Regions from separate parts of the Homo sapiens genome. Here regions 2 and 3 are each linked to region 1. The links are chromatin contacts, found by Hi-C in ENCODE. All regions are on one chromosome and are shown on one strand. Each heading gives the region's core, a stretch centred on a gene start or an enhancer-like site at or near the end of the contact. The rest is flanking DNA. Distances are from core to core; before and after follow the strand shown.

Evidence for each region. Hi-C counts contacts between places; a loop is a spot of excess contacts on that map. Pooled maps may share reads with other maps.
Region 2: a loop to region 1 is called in a map with no recorded cell type, with 2.3 times the contacts of the local background. The contact joins the enhancer-like site here to the promoter of STBD1 in region 1. A Hi-C loop is called at or near these places in 2 of 168 maps with a recorded cell type or tissue (cardiac septum and prostate gland), 2 of 37 single-sample maps with no recorded cell type and 1 of 50 pooled maps.
Region 3: a loop to region 1 is called in a map with no recorded cell type, with 5 times the contacts of the local background. The contact joins the enhancer-like site here to the promoter of STBD1 in region 1. A Hi-C loop is called at or near these places in 16 of 37 single-sample maps with no recorded cell type and 13 of 50 pooled maps.

Annotation. Positions count from the first base shown.
Region 1 is chr4:76,304,529-76,309,317 of GRCh38, reverse strand. STBD1 (starch binding domain 1) reads right to left here and starts at 2,585. Exons shown (of 2, transcript NM_003943.5): 1 at 2,329-2,585; 2 at 1-174. The coding sequence starts at 2,548. It overlaps FAM47E-STBD1 (FAM47E-STBD1 readthrough), which reads right to left. Exons shown (of 7, transcript NM_001242939.2): 7 at 1-174. The coding sequence ends at 145.
Region 2 is chr4:76,482,912-76,487,463 of GRCh38, reverse strand. All of the region lies in intron 1 of SHROOM3 (shroom family member 3), which reads right to left. Among named protein-coding and RNA genes, the nearest start is that of SHROOM3, 50 kb to the right of the region's middle. Within about 2 kb of position 1,828, at least 2 of the 41 ENCODE cell types and tissues checked have a DNase peak (open chromatin) inside an H3K27ac peak, as active enhancers do.
Region 3 is chr4:76,056,814-76,061,604 of GRCh38, reverse strand. It overlaps a transcript of ART3 not described here. Among named protein-coding and RNA genes, the nearest start is that of ART3, 16 kb to the left of the region's middle. Within about 2 kb of position 1,729, at least 4 of the 41 ENCODE cell types and tissues checked have a DNase peak (open chromatin) inside an H3K27ac peak, as active enhancers do.

The DNA of each region.
Region 1 (4,789 bases), core at 1,336-3,835:
TGGTCTCAGAGGTAGCTGGAGCTTCTGTGTCTGGAAACTGTCCAGAAGGAACATGTTCTCTTGAATTGTCACAGACTTCCCTGGAAGGATTCTGCAATCTCCATGATGCTGCTTGCAGTTTACCAAGGTCTTTGGTCTTAGAAATCAAATGTCCATTGCTTTCTTGAAGATGCTCTAAGAAATCAAAGGAAAAATGTAATAGAGTCAGGTAGTTCATTTAAGAAAAAAGTCAGGCTGAGAAAATAGATTTAGTTACTGAAAGCTTTACTACTAATCAATCTGCAATTCACAAAGTCCCCCTCTATTAAAATCAAGTACTACTTAATTAACCAGTATGCTCCCAACACTGTGCTCTAAGAATACACATGTATATCTGACAACAAAAGGGACATCCAGGAGTATCAGTGTGCCAGCACAAGTGTAAATGAAGTGGTAAGCTGTAGAGGCAGACGTGTAACCCCCCCATGGTCCCCAGTCTCCACAGTCCAGGCCATACTGGCATGCAGCCAAGTTAAGTTGCTTGGCTCCTATCATCAAAGAATGTTGTCCAGGCTGTGGGGCAAAGGGCTGCGTGGCTACGTTACAAACCAGAAGAGTACACTTGTTCTCCCAGGGGAGGCATGCAGGGCAGGGATTGGCTCTCGCAGACCTGCGGGCAGATCAGCAGGAGCTGTCACCTTGGGGAGATACGGAGAACAGTAGTGCTTCCCTGGGCAGGAGTGGAGGGAGAACTGGGGGAAGGGGCTGGTTTCTCCTTGCCAATCCCATATGCGTTAGGAACCTCCCCAACAAAACGGTGTTTTGTATCCCCTTCCATTGTAAGCATTTTTTAAAAAACGTTCTTAAAAATACAAAATCCAAGTCCTCTAAAAATGCAGTTTCCTTCTTGGCCATGCCATTGGTAGTCCAAATAGCTCCCTACAAGATTGAAATCTCCAAATCATACATACAATCAGCACAGCTGTGGTTTTATGTGGTGTGGGGGTGGTGGTGGTATGGGGACAACAGTCTTGTTTCATTTTATCCCTTTTTTTTTTTTTTTTTTGAGATGGAGTCTCGCTCTGTCACCCAGGCTGGAGTGAGTGCAGTGGTACGATTTCGGTTCACTGCAACCTCTGTCTCCCGGGTTCAAGCGATTCTCCTGCTTTAGCCTCCCAAGTAGCTGGGACTACCGGCGCCTACTACCACGCCCAGCTAATTTTTGTACTTTTAGTAGAGACAGGGTTTCACCATATTGGCCAGGCTGGTCTCGAACTCCTGACCTTGTGATTTGCCCGCCTCGGTGATGGTGGGAGTTGGAAGTGAGAATGAACAAATATTATTCTGGATTCCCAACTTTTCAACCTAAAGCATGAGATTGGTCTTCAGAAAAAAGATAAGTGAACTGTCTAGGCATCCCAGACCAATCACAGTAAAGGCACACGGGCAGATTTTCATATGGCTGCACATGAACACCACTGGGCTAAAAATAAAGTTCACAGATGTCATTTTCACCATTAGGCTTCTGTCCAGGCATGGGCAGCTTGCCAAGGGAGGGCACTGGACGGTAAGCTTTTCTGCCAGTGTTCGCTCTCTGCTTAGCAAACGGTCCCTAAAATACAGAAATTTAAACCCAGATGTCAATTCTACTCATCAGGGTTGGGTCCCCTATTTAAGTAGTCCCTTCCTAGGGATGACTATCCGGCCCTATTCTGGGGCAGCGTGGAGGGGACTGCCGACAGTGCTGAAAGGGGTGACCAAGGCACATCCCCAGGGCCTCAGCCACAGCCTTCATGGCCAGAGTCCAACCTGAACTTTGCCTTCCTAAAGAAGCATCCAGATAGCAGGAGGCGCCCGCAGTTCGGGTGTTCCCAAACCCAGCTCTTCATGGGCTGTGCGATGGGAGGATGTCAGACTACCCGGATTGGGACTTAGAAAATGTCCCTGCTTGGGCAGAGATCGAAGAGGCTTGTAGGATCCCCTAAACCTAAGCCCCCCTTTCCAAAGGCCGGGAAGGGGCGCCGCCACTGCAGCCGCCCGCACTGCACCAAGCGCCGCCAAGTGGAGGAGCTCATCCCCGCCGGAGGGGCAGGACCAAGTCCTCAGGCGCGGGCGCTGAGGGACTCGGCAAGGGCGCGGCCCTTGGAGGACCAGACAAGAAACCTGCCTGCGCGTACCAACCAGCCTGGGAAACCGAGGGGCGTGGGGATGGCCCAGTCCCCTTAGGAGAGCCCGTCCGCAGGAATGGGCCCCTAGGAAAGCTCCAGGTGGGTTTGTCTCTTTGCTCCCTTCCTCGATGAACCTCAAAGCTCTGGCAGATGTGCCCTGGAGTCACGGGGGGAAGAATACCTGGTTTGGTGACCAGCTCCTGCCCGGAAGGTCCAGGGCTCAGTCCGCTGCTGCCACTCTGATGGCCTCCCGGAATCGCAGCTCCCCCAAGAGGGGCGTCTTTCTCCTGCTCCGCATCCCCGTCCTTCCCGGTGTCGCCAGGGCCGCCCCGCAGCAGCCAAACGAAAAGTGCTCCGGCCAGACCCCCTCCAACCAGCAGGGCGGACCAGACGGCGCCCATGGCTGAGAGGCCGCGGCCGCAGGAGACTACAGGGACTGGGACCGGGGCTCAGGTCACGCACACAGAGCCACACCTACCCCGCCCGCTCCAGCCTTTTACGGTTTCTGCGCCGGGCACTCCGGCGGAGCCCGGCCCTGAGCGACCAGTACTCAACTTTCCCAGCCCCGCCCCGCTCCCCGCCCCTGGGCTGCAGCCCCGGGCTCCCTCCCGGGGAAGACTCCAGCGCTCTTCTGTCCCTACACTTTCTGTTCCCGGCCTTGCCAGTTGCCAGCGGCCAGGGGCGCAGGGGTCGGCGTTCCACGTGTGTCCCGCGTGAAGAACCCAAGTGCGCACAACTGCCCCGCGCAGCCGGGACCTGCCCCACCGCCCTTCCTTCTTCCGCCTGCTGCCCGCGAGGCCCAGCCCTGCCTCGGCCCGCACCGGGCACCTCGGCGCCTTCTCCCCAGGGAAGCTCAGCAGCAACGCGGTCAGCTAGAGGCCGAGAGCTTCCTGGAACTTAGAGGTGGGAGAGGCCGCGGGCGTCGGTGACGCGCGGGCTGGAGCGCGGGCTAGAGCGGTGGCGCGTTCGGGTGGGATGGGTGGCCCGGAGGACGGCGGGCGCGGTGCGGGGAAACTGGGAGCCCTAGTGGAAGCTCCGCTCCGCCGCCAGCTCAGCGCGCTTAGCCTCCCCAAGCTTCCGCCTCCTCGCCTGTAAAATGGAAGGACTGGACTGAGGACCATCCATCTAAAGATGCCAGTCAGCTCAATCACATCCAGTCTCGTCCTCTTTGGGCGTGTATGGCTGCTGCGAAATGCGCACGCATCTGTATGAACTGGATGTTGTCCATGGACGAGCTCCTACAGATAAGTTTGTTAATAAAAACAGCAGCTCTTTATTAAGCACTGTCTGTATTCCGGATGTTTTAAGTGTGTATTTAATTTAATCCTCACAAGACAACAACCCTGTGCGGTGTTATATATATTTCTTTGTAAATCCTTTCCTCTGCTGATCTGATGACTTTGCACAACAGCTTCAAGCTGATGATCCCCACGTCTATGTCTGCAGCTCACACCTTTCCCTTGGACTCCGACATTCAACTGCTAAAGGCCACAGATACCAAACACCTGCCTTGGAGTAATTGCTATAATTGCTCTCTCTGGTAGGGCAAATTATCTAATGTGCCCCTTGCTCCGAATGGACAGTAGCCCTTAACGGGGTGCAAGGTTCTGCCAGTGGGGTTACTGGAAGGCTGATGCACGCCTTGATGCAGGCCACAACTTCTGTAATCATAAGAGAGGAGGTAGAGGAGAGGTGAGGGCGAAGACTGCCTACTGGGCATCTCCTCGTGGATGTCTAATAGACATCTCAAACCCAACTCATCCAGACCTGAACTCCCCACCTAACTCCCCAAACCTACTACTCTCCCCACCTTCCCCATCTCAGGAAGTGGCAACCACATCCTTCCCATTGCTGCAAAACAAAACACAGCAAGCTCCCACAGGCCACTTTCAAACCACCAGTCAGCGTGATCCTGTTAAAACACCCCAGTTCTCTGCTCAAGACCCTCCAGTTGCTCCAGATCACACGGAAGAACCTTTAAGACCCTACAGGATCTGTTCCCCATGACCACTGTGCACTCATCTCCATCTTGCCACCTTCAACCACACTGGCTTCCTTGCCTAGAGTCATCCTTCCTGCAGACATCCTCTCTCTCTCATCCCCTTTAGGTCTTGGCACAAGTGTCATCTGCATCCCCACTACCCCCTCCCCTGCCCAGCCCTTCCTTGACAATCCCAGTTTTAATTACAATCCTACTCCCTATATCCTTCCCCTGCTCCATTGTTCTCATTAGCACTTAGGGCGTCATTTCTAATACACTCTATAATCTGTGTGTCTGTGGTTTAATTTCTCTTTCCTCCCTTCAGAGTGTAAATGACAGCGGGGATGGTTGTCCTTTGTTCTCTGCTGAATTCTTAGCACCTGTAACCTCTCCGGAGTGAGCGCTTAGAAGTACAGGTTGAATGAATGAATTAAAAGCCCCAGGTAATTTCACCCTAGAGCATTATTGGCATTTTTCTTACGTAGATTCCATATGCATTTTTAGCCCATGTGGATATTACCGTTCCTTGAAATTCATTTTATGTATAATAAAAAGTAACCGTAAAGCTATATTTTTAAGAGAATGAATGTCACTGTATAAAATAAGATTCTTTCAGCCTGGGCAGCATAGCAAAACCCTGTCTCTATGGAAAAATACAAAA
Region 2 (4,552 bases), core at 579-3,078, 180 kb before region 1:
TAGATATATGCCTAAGAGAATTAAAAGCTTATGTCCACACAAACAAAATGTACATGAATATTCACAACAGCACTATTCATAATAGCCAAAAAAGTAGAAGCAACTCAGATGTCCACCAACTAAAGAATGGATAAATAAAATGTGGTATAGCCATACAGTGGAATATAACTTGGCAATAAAAAAGAAATAAAGTACTGATATATGCTACTTCAACATGGATAAACCTTGAAAACACTACGTTAAGTGCAAGAAACTTGCCACCAAAAGCCACACAGTATATGGTTCTATTTATATGAAATGTCCAGAATCAGCAAATCTGTAGGGACAGAAAGTAGATAAGTGGTTGCCAGGAGCTGGGGCAAGAGAGGAACAGAGAATGACTGTTAATGGGCATGAGGTTTATTTTTCTGGGGGTGGGGTGGTGATGACATGTTTCAAAATTGATCGTGGTGATAGTTGCACTACTCCATGAATATACTAAAAATCATTGTATACTATAGGCAGGTGAACTTTATAATATGTGAATTATGTCTCAAAAAGGTTTTTTTTTTAAAGTTGCCTTTCTCTTATTTTAGCACTGAATAGATATTAAGTAGTTACTCAGCACAAGTCACAGGGTTAATAATGAAATATGCAAGATACACAGTAGACCTTTGTCCTTCACAAGGGATACTTCTGGAAACATTTCCAGATTGCCAAATAAATGATTACCACTAGGGCTGAGATTGTACAACCATAGAGAGCGTCATTCCTTTAGGAATCTATGTGAATGATGCCCCCAGGAGTCATGCAGAGTACAAACTACATGTCCACACAGGGTGGTCCTGGCTGCCACTAAGACACCAGCATGTAGCTTTCTTTCCTGGGACACTTTCTCCATCCACCATCAAACAAACAGTTCCCTCTCCCTCTTTTTCTTTTTACTTTACAAAAATTATTGATGTGCCAGTGGATTGGGATATAGATATCAGTTGGTCAGCCAGGCTACAGGGTTTATTCCCAACAGGTATTGTCAACACTCATGAGGATTGACAAGGTAAAGCTTCATGATCAACTTTACTGCCTTGATCCCATCTTATTCAAATATTTATGAAAGAGATTCAATCCATCACATGATTATAAATTATCAATCTTGTTTATAGGCAAATAATCTTTTGTCTGCACATTTTAAACATTCTTTTCAAACTGTATTAGCTGTCATCTACTGTTTGTCCTTTCTGAACTTTCAATTAAATATACAACTTACTGTGTTTTTGAAATTGGTATAGTTAGTATTGCAAATATCTGTGCTTATTGATCCAATACATTGTATTCACTTCCTTTCTGACCTGCAGAGATGGAAACTGCTGATCTTTAAGCAAATGGCAGCACGCACTTATTTTTTTCTGTACCTCAGAAAAGGTGGGAAGCAACTAGTCCTATCCAAGATTGAAAAACGCAAAAAATAAATAAATAAATAAAATAAAAATTCCACTTGTGTTTAAGAAGGAGAAAAACAGAAAAAATGGAAATGGCCAAGCTATGATCATATTAGGATCTATGCAGATGAGTCATATGACTATGTAGGACAAATTCCCAAAACTAGTTGTTCTGTTTAGTTTTTTAAAATATCATTTATTATGACACATTTCAGATGTGCAAGACATAAAGAATAAGGAAACATCCCTGTATCTACTACAACCCTACATAAGCAATAAATACAATTAGAGCCCCTGATCACATTATTCTCTCTTCTATTTATTTTCAAATGACTTGGGAAAGGACAAAGAGGCGATACATAAAGCCTCTTTAGGGAGTGCAAAGCAAAGCATGAGTCACAGCCCAGCCAACATTCTGTAAAGGCGCTGCCTTTAATAGTCTGATATGCAGAGATCACCTGGCCAAAGCTAACTTCACCCTCCCAAATCCATACTGCCACTACTACTACTTCCTGTTTTGTGCAAAACGATCAAAGCTTCTACAAAGAGGTGAATGAACATATCATATGCATTCATAAGGGATAAGTTCATGAAAACACCATGAATGGCTGTATCCCTAAATATTTATTTCTAAAATAAAATGTTCTAAGCAACTAAACATATAACTCTTCTCTCACAAATGTTCCATGAGTTTTTCTATTTATATTTAGAGACAGGGAGAGAACCTCAATTAGGAACTAAGCTACTTTCCAATCCTTCTTATCAACTTTAGCCAAAAAGAGCTCAAAATCCTTCCTTTCACATGAAAAAAGTACCCAGAGTCCAGGTTATTTGCAGACAGCAAGTATCAATGAGAGACAGGAAAGTGAGGTCACAAGGGAGGGGGGCAAGGGACAGTTGACCCCTAATTTAACATCGCAGCTTCTGAATCTTGAGATAATCTGAATTGTTGAAACAGGATGGAAAGGCGACAACAGTGTGTTTCCCATGTGATATGAGAAGAGTGAGTTCTTCTATTATCTGACATCTACTGTGAATGTATTATAGGTATCTCACTGGATTCCATCTCTGAACAGAGACTGTGGGTGGTTATATTTTGGTGGGCAGAGCAGAAAGGGTCAGCAGCTTCAGTGCCTTCTCAAGACGACAGGTTTGGCTGGGCAGCAAGAGAGCTTGGGTCCCAGAGAGGGAAGCGGGTGGGGGCAGAGGGAGACAAAGGGCTGGCCTTATCCATTTTCTCAAATGTCAGGCCCAACCAGCTCCGAAGCTTAGACTGTAATTACAATCCTCTTACTTTTTTGCTAATAGATGTTGAGACTCCAAGTTGCCACAAAACATCCACAGTTTTGCAATCTAAGTAAAATCCCTGGTATTAAAAGAAGGGAAAGTCAAAAGGCTGCTTCCGCTAAACTGTAATCAGCTCTCCTAAGACTTTTTGTTTGTTTGTTTGTTTGTTTGTTTGTTTGTTTGTTTTAGAGTAAGGGTCTCAGGCTGTAGCCCAGGCTAGAGTGCAGTGGTGAAACCATAGCTCACTATAGTCTCCAACTCCTGGGCTCAAATGATCCTCCCAGCTCAGCCTCCCAAGTAGCTGGGACTACAGGTGTGAGACACCATGCCTGGCAAATTTTTTTTTTTCTTAAGAGATGAGGTCTCACTATGTTGCCCAGGCTGATCTCAAACTCCTGGCCTCAAGCAATCCTCCCCCCTCAGCCTCTCAAAGTGCGGGGATGACAGGCATGAACCACTACACCTGGCCCAGACCTATTTTTTAATTTGCTTTGTTTTGTATCATCTATTTCCTGTTCATAATGAGTTTAGCATTGCCTTGATAGAAATTGCTAACTAAAGGTTATAGACAGAAAAAAAAATCATTCTGGATACATCATCTGTTCTTTTTATTATTATTATACTTTAAGTTCTGGAATACATGTGCAGAACATGCAGGTTTGTTATATAGATGTACATGTTCCATGATGGTTTGCTGCACCCATCAACCCGTCAATCTACATTAGGTATTTCTCCTAATGCTATCCCTCCCCTAGCCCCCCACCCCACCACAGGCCCCAGTAAGTAATATTCCCCTCCCTGTGTCCACATGTTCTCACTGTTCAACTCCCACTTATGAATGAGAACATGCAGTGTTTGGTTTTCTGTTACTGTGTTAGTTTGCTGAGAATGATGGTTTCTAGCTTCATCCATGCCCCTGCAAAGGACATTAACTCATCCTTTTTTATGGCTGTATATTATTCCATGGTATATACGTGCCATATTTTTTTATCCAGTCTGTCATTGATGGGTATTTGAGTCAGTTCCAAGTCTTTGCTATTGTGAATAGTGCTGTAATAAACATACGTGTGCGTGTGTCTTTATAGAATGATTTATAATCCTTTGGGTATATACCCAGTAATAGGATTGCTAGGTCAAATGGTATTTCTGGTTCTAGATCTTGAGGAATCACCACACTGTCTTCTAAAATGGTTGAACTAATTTACACTCCCACCAACAGTGTAAAAATGTTCCTATTTCTCCACATCCTCTCCAGCACCTGTTGTTTCCTGCCTTTCTAATGATCACCATTCTAACTGGCATGACACGGTATCTCATTGTGGTTTTGATTTGCATTTCTCTAATGACCAGTGATGATGAGCTTTTTTTCATATGTTTGTTGGCCACATAAATGTCTTCTTTTGAGAAATGTCTGTTCATATGCTTCGCTCACTTTTTGATGGGGTTGTTTTTTTCTTATAAATTTGTTTAAGTTCTTTGTATATTCTGGATATTAACCCTTTGTCAGATAAATAGATTGCAAAAATTTTCTCTCATTCTGTAGGTTGCCTGTTCACTCTGATGATAATTTCTTTTGCTGTGCAGAAGCTCTTTAGTTTAATTAAATCCCATTTGTCAATTTTGGCTTTTGTTGCCATTGCTTTTGGTGTTTTATTCATGAAGTCCTTGCCCATGCCTATGTCCTGAATGGTATTGCCTAGGTTTTCTTTTAGGATTTTTATACTTTCAGGTTTTACATTTAAGTCTTTAATCCATCTTGAGTTAATTTTTGTATAAGGTGTAAGGAAGGGGTCCAGTTTCAGTTTTCTGCATATGGCTAGCCAGTTTTCCCAACACCATTTATTAAA
Region 3 (4,791 bases), core at 480-2,979, 250 kb after region 1:
TGTAATGCTTAGAAATTGGAACTTGACTGAAATGGCAATGGGAAACCATGAAGTAGAGGAGAAACATAATCTGATTGAAAAGGTCACTTTCATAGAACAGAAGAATAAATTACCAAGACATTTTAACAAGAGGCAGGAAGATGTGTTGGGAGATTACCTGAGAAATCCAAGTGAGAAGTGGTGGGAGCTTGACCTAAATCAGTGGTAATAAACCCCAAATCAAAATGATTTGGTATCAATTATATAGCATAGGGATGTGTAGAGAAATAGTGTATTTTGAGAAAAGGAGTTTAAACTGACCCCCAGATTTCTGGCTAAGGAGTCTGAATGGTTAGGAGCAACATCAAGATAAAAAATATGAGCAGGTTTTAGGGAAAAGAGTTTTATCTCAATGTAATGAGTTTGAGGTTCCAGCCAGATACTGTAGAGAAGCTATCCAATAGGCAACTGACTAGTTCAGAGAAAGATCTGAGATAGTCATTTAAATTTGAGAGTCATTAGCTGCAATAGTTTGTTACTGTTGCTGTGCAAACTATCATGACTTAGTGGCTTAAAATAATACACATTTCTTATCTTAAAGTTCCTAGATCAGAAGCCTAACATAGATCTCTGTAGGCTAAAATCAAAGTGTTGGCAGGGCTAAGTTACTTTCTGAGAGTCTAAAAGAGAATCAATTTCTTTGCTCATTCGGGTTGTTAGCAGAATGCAGTTTCTTGAAGACTTAAGATTGAGACCTGTGTTTCCTTGTTGACTGTCAGCTGAGGGCTATTCACAGACTCCAGAGGCCACCCACATTCCTTGGTTTGTGGTCCACTTTCTCCATCTTCAAAGCCAATAACAGCAAGTGGAATCTCTCATAATCAAATACCTCCTGCCTCTTCCACTGCATCTCTCTAACTGACTGCTCTGTCTTCCTCTTCCTCTTTTAAGTGCCCATGTTATTACAGTGGGTCCACCCAATGTATATATGTATTTTGAGGTCCATAATATAAGTCCAGTGTTCCTTTTGCCATGTAATATAACATATTCACAGATTCCAGGAATTAGGGCATGGAAATCTTTGGGGAATAATTATTCTGCCTACCATGTTAGCCAATAGGTGTGTAGGCTTGCAGATAGAGAGCATAATACCCTAGAGAACACTAGCATTTAGGTGCAGAGAGAGACAAGATTTCAAGAAGGAGATTGAGAAGGAGAATAAGAAGCCTCAAGAAAAGAGATTTTCATGAGAGAGAAAACAGTTGATTGTCACAGCCAAAATAAATCAAACTGATATGAAATAAGGGTTCTTTGGGCTTGGTTATATATTACCAATGTACTTATGATATCAGTAACTTAATCAGTAACTTATGATTCCACAATATTCTACAACAGTATTATGTTCCAAAATAGAAAAACATCTGACATCAGTAGGTTAAGAAGAAAATAGGACAAAGGCTTGAATTTGGGGTATCTTACATGTTAATTAGACTTTATAAACCAGGAACTACGGAAATGAGTTTTTTAAGACCTGACTCCATGCAAGGCAACAGGATGAGATGGAAGATAAATTAGACAAGGTTCCTTGCCCTGGAGGGACCTCTCAGACTGAACAATCACCCTTACCATTTGACATCTATAGGAAAGTAGGTTCTGATTTCCTAACCAGTGACTCACAAACAGATTTCTTCCATATAAACCCACAACATCCTCTTTGCTAATTCTATGTGTTAGTGTTACATATCTAACTTATATTTGGCCAGTGGTTTATTCTGTATTCTTCATCTCTGTGAGACATGTACAAACTTGATAGTTCTCCAACTTGTGTTTATAAAGTTTGCCTGCTTTTTCTCTTAAGTAAATCCTCCTGTGCTTAATGCTACTAAACTTTACTAATTCATTTCTCTAAATTGTCAGAGTCACTTGTTACTTTAATTTAGTTGTCCATACAAATTGGGATTGCCTGAATATGTAATGAGAGTACTGAAAGGACATTTCTTTTTCCTTTAAGCTACCTACAAGGAGGAAAATTAGTTGAGAACATATTTAAGAAAAAAGCCACTTAATTACAGTTTTTTTTAGTTAAAGAAGAAAGGTTCAATTCACAGCCTTTTAAATGCAAGACCAAGAAATAAACTTTTAAAAATAAATTTAACAGATTTTTTAAAAAATTCAATTCCATATTATAGTCAATTAAAAAGTAAGGATAGAGAAAAGGACTGGAGATGCAAATAAAGCTCAGGAAAAAAAAAAGAAAAAAAAACAAGAGAAAATAACGAGAAGACAGCAAGAAAACAAAATTGATCTTTGGACCTTGCAAAGCAAATATCTGCTATTAGATTCTTCCCCTGCCCCACCAATCCAAAGGCAACCAAAAAGTCTGTTAAATTAAGTTTAGCCTAAAGCTGTCTCTTTACATATTTTAAGTTCAGTCTAAAGGTTTCTCCATACATTGTGAACTATAACCTAAAGGTTTCTCCATACATTGTGAACTATAACCTAAAGGTTTCTTCATACACAGTGAACTGTAACCTAACTGGATGTGTAAACAGACTGTAATCTACTCTTGTGCCAATCACCAAGTTTCAGCCAATCAAGGACAGCCAGCTGTTCAACCTATGCTCAGATAAGGCAAACTTCAAGCTGTAATCAATCCAGCTGTTTCCGTACCTCACTTCCATTTTCTCTACGTCACTTTCCTTTTTCTATCCATAATCTTCTTTCACCACACAGAGCTCTGGAACCTCTCTATTCTGGTTGAGGGGCTACCCAATTCACAAATCATTCTTTGCTCAATTAAGCTCTGCTAAATTTAATTTGTCTAAGGTTTTTCTTTTAACAAGCCACAATTCCTGCTGTTTACAAATTTTAATTCAATGCACAGAAAAAAAAATACCCTATGGAATGAAAAACAAGCTGCTTCTGCAGCAAAGACTACAGGTTTGTTGTGTTTGTGTGTATGTGTATAAATAGATAGGAAATTCCTGTTACTTTTCTCACCTCTTAAATATTGGTTTTCTTTTTTCTTTTTGGCCTAAGAAACAGAAAGACAGAAATGAATATATCTAAACATATGAATCAGCAGTGATTGATTCCTAGAATTATGAAGCTTACTGAGTCAGTAACTGTCAATATATGCATTTAATCAACTCTCTATTTAACTCAAAGTCATTCTTCCTTTACAGCAACCAGTACCTTGTGAAACTTTACACCTCTGGCAATTTAAGGAAGCTCAGTCTCTACATTAGGTACACTAATCAGACCAAACTCAAGCAATTCATTCAGACTGTCAAAGGTCTAATGTATAGTAATTCATGTTGTACTCTTTCTTCAATTTTAAAGACTACAAACAAAGTCATTGTTACAATAGCTGACAGTTTTTGAGTTAAGAAAATGTAATTCCAATAGTAAAATGAAAAAGGCATTCATACTAACCAAAGTACTCATGAGAGCAACTGCAGAATTTGGTTAAATTCTGAATGAAGTTTGAGTCTACTTAATCATATTGTACTTAATCATAACATAGTAATCATGAGCAATTAGCACTTTACTCACAGACTTTGACCAACTCAGATGGGATCCCCTAGTTTCCAACACAGTTGCCATCTACAATTGTTAGCATGCCATCAGAAGATTCTGAAGAGAGACTAAAACATGGTCATAGCACAGCTCTGAATATTACAAATAAAAACCAAAGTGAGTTGCTTTCCTATCAATGTTCGAAAGTAAATTATTCTTTGAAGGATTAAAAGAAAAGCCAAAAAACTTGTAACAGAGATTGCTTCACAGAAGAGTATAACTGAATCTTTTTAAACTATGCGCATATATAGCACATTGAAAGCCAGTATGCTGTAATTGATTTCTGGATCCAAAGTGCCTCAGTTCAAATCCCAACTCAGCCACTTTCTAGCTATGTGACCAATTCACAGCCATGTGACACTGGACATGCTTCTTACCTCTCTGTATCTAGGTCTCCTCATATGTCAAATAGTGATAATAGCAGTTCCCCTCACAGGGTTGTTGAAAAGAGCCAGAGTTAATAGATGCAGAGTACATGTGGCAAATAGGAAGCACTATATAAGTGTTAGATAGCATTATTTTTTAACTTTTTATTTTGAGTTAATATTAGATTTACAGAAGATAGTACAGAGAGTACCTTTATTTCCTTCACTCCTCTTCCCCTAATATTAACATCTTTTATGACCATAGTACAATTATCTAGAACAGGAAATGAGCGTTGGTACTTGGAACCAATTGGAACATTGGAATATTGTTAACTAAACTTCACACCTTCTTTTAATTTCACCAATTTTGCCACTAATATCCTTTTCCTAGGTTCCTGTCAGAACCCACATTGCATTTAGTTATTTCTCTTAAGTCTCCTCCAACCTGTAAGGTATTTCCTAGTAGATCGCAAATATAATAAAATAATCAAGGTAAACATCACTAATAATAACACATATCAATATTATGAACCCTGATACAACATACTGAAAAGAAAACATAATTTTGTAGTTTTCATGCCAAAAATACAAAACCTCATTCCAATTATGAGAAAATATCAGATAAGACAAACTGAGGGATATTTGATAAAATAACTAATCAATACTCTTCAAAAGTGTCACTATTATTTTTTAAATTTTTAAAGAATTAATAGTAAATAATCTTAATGAATATGTGTAAGCCATGATAAACTACTAAAGTATGGCTAACTCTTCTTTAATTCTAATTTACAGGTGATTCCCCTCTTATTAGTGGAACCTAATTCAAAAGTTCATTTGATAACCCACTGTTTTCTACCAAGATTTTTCT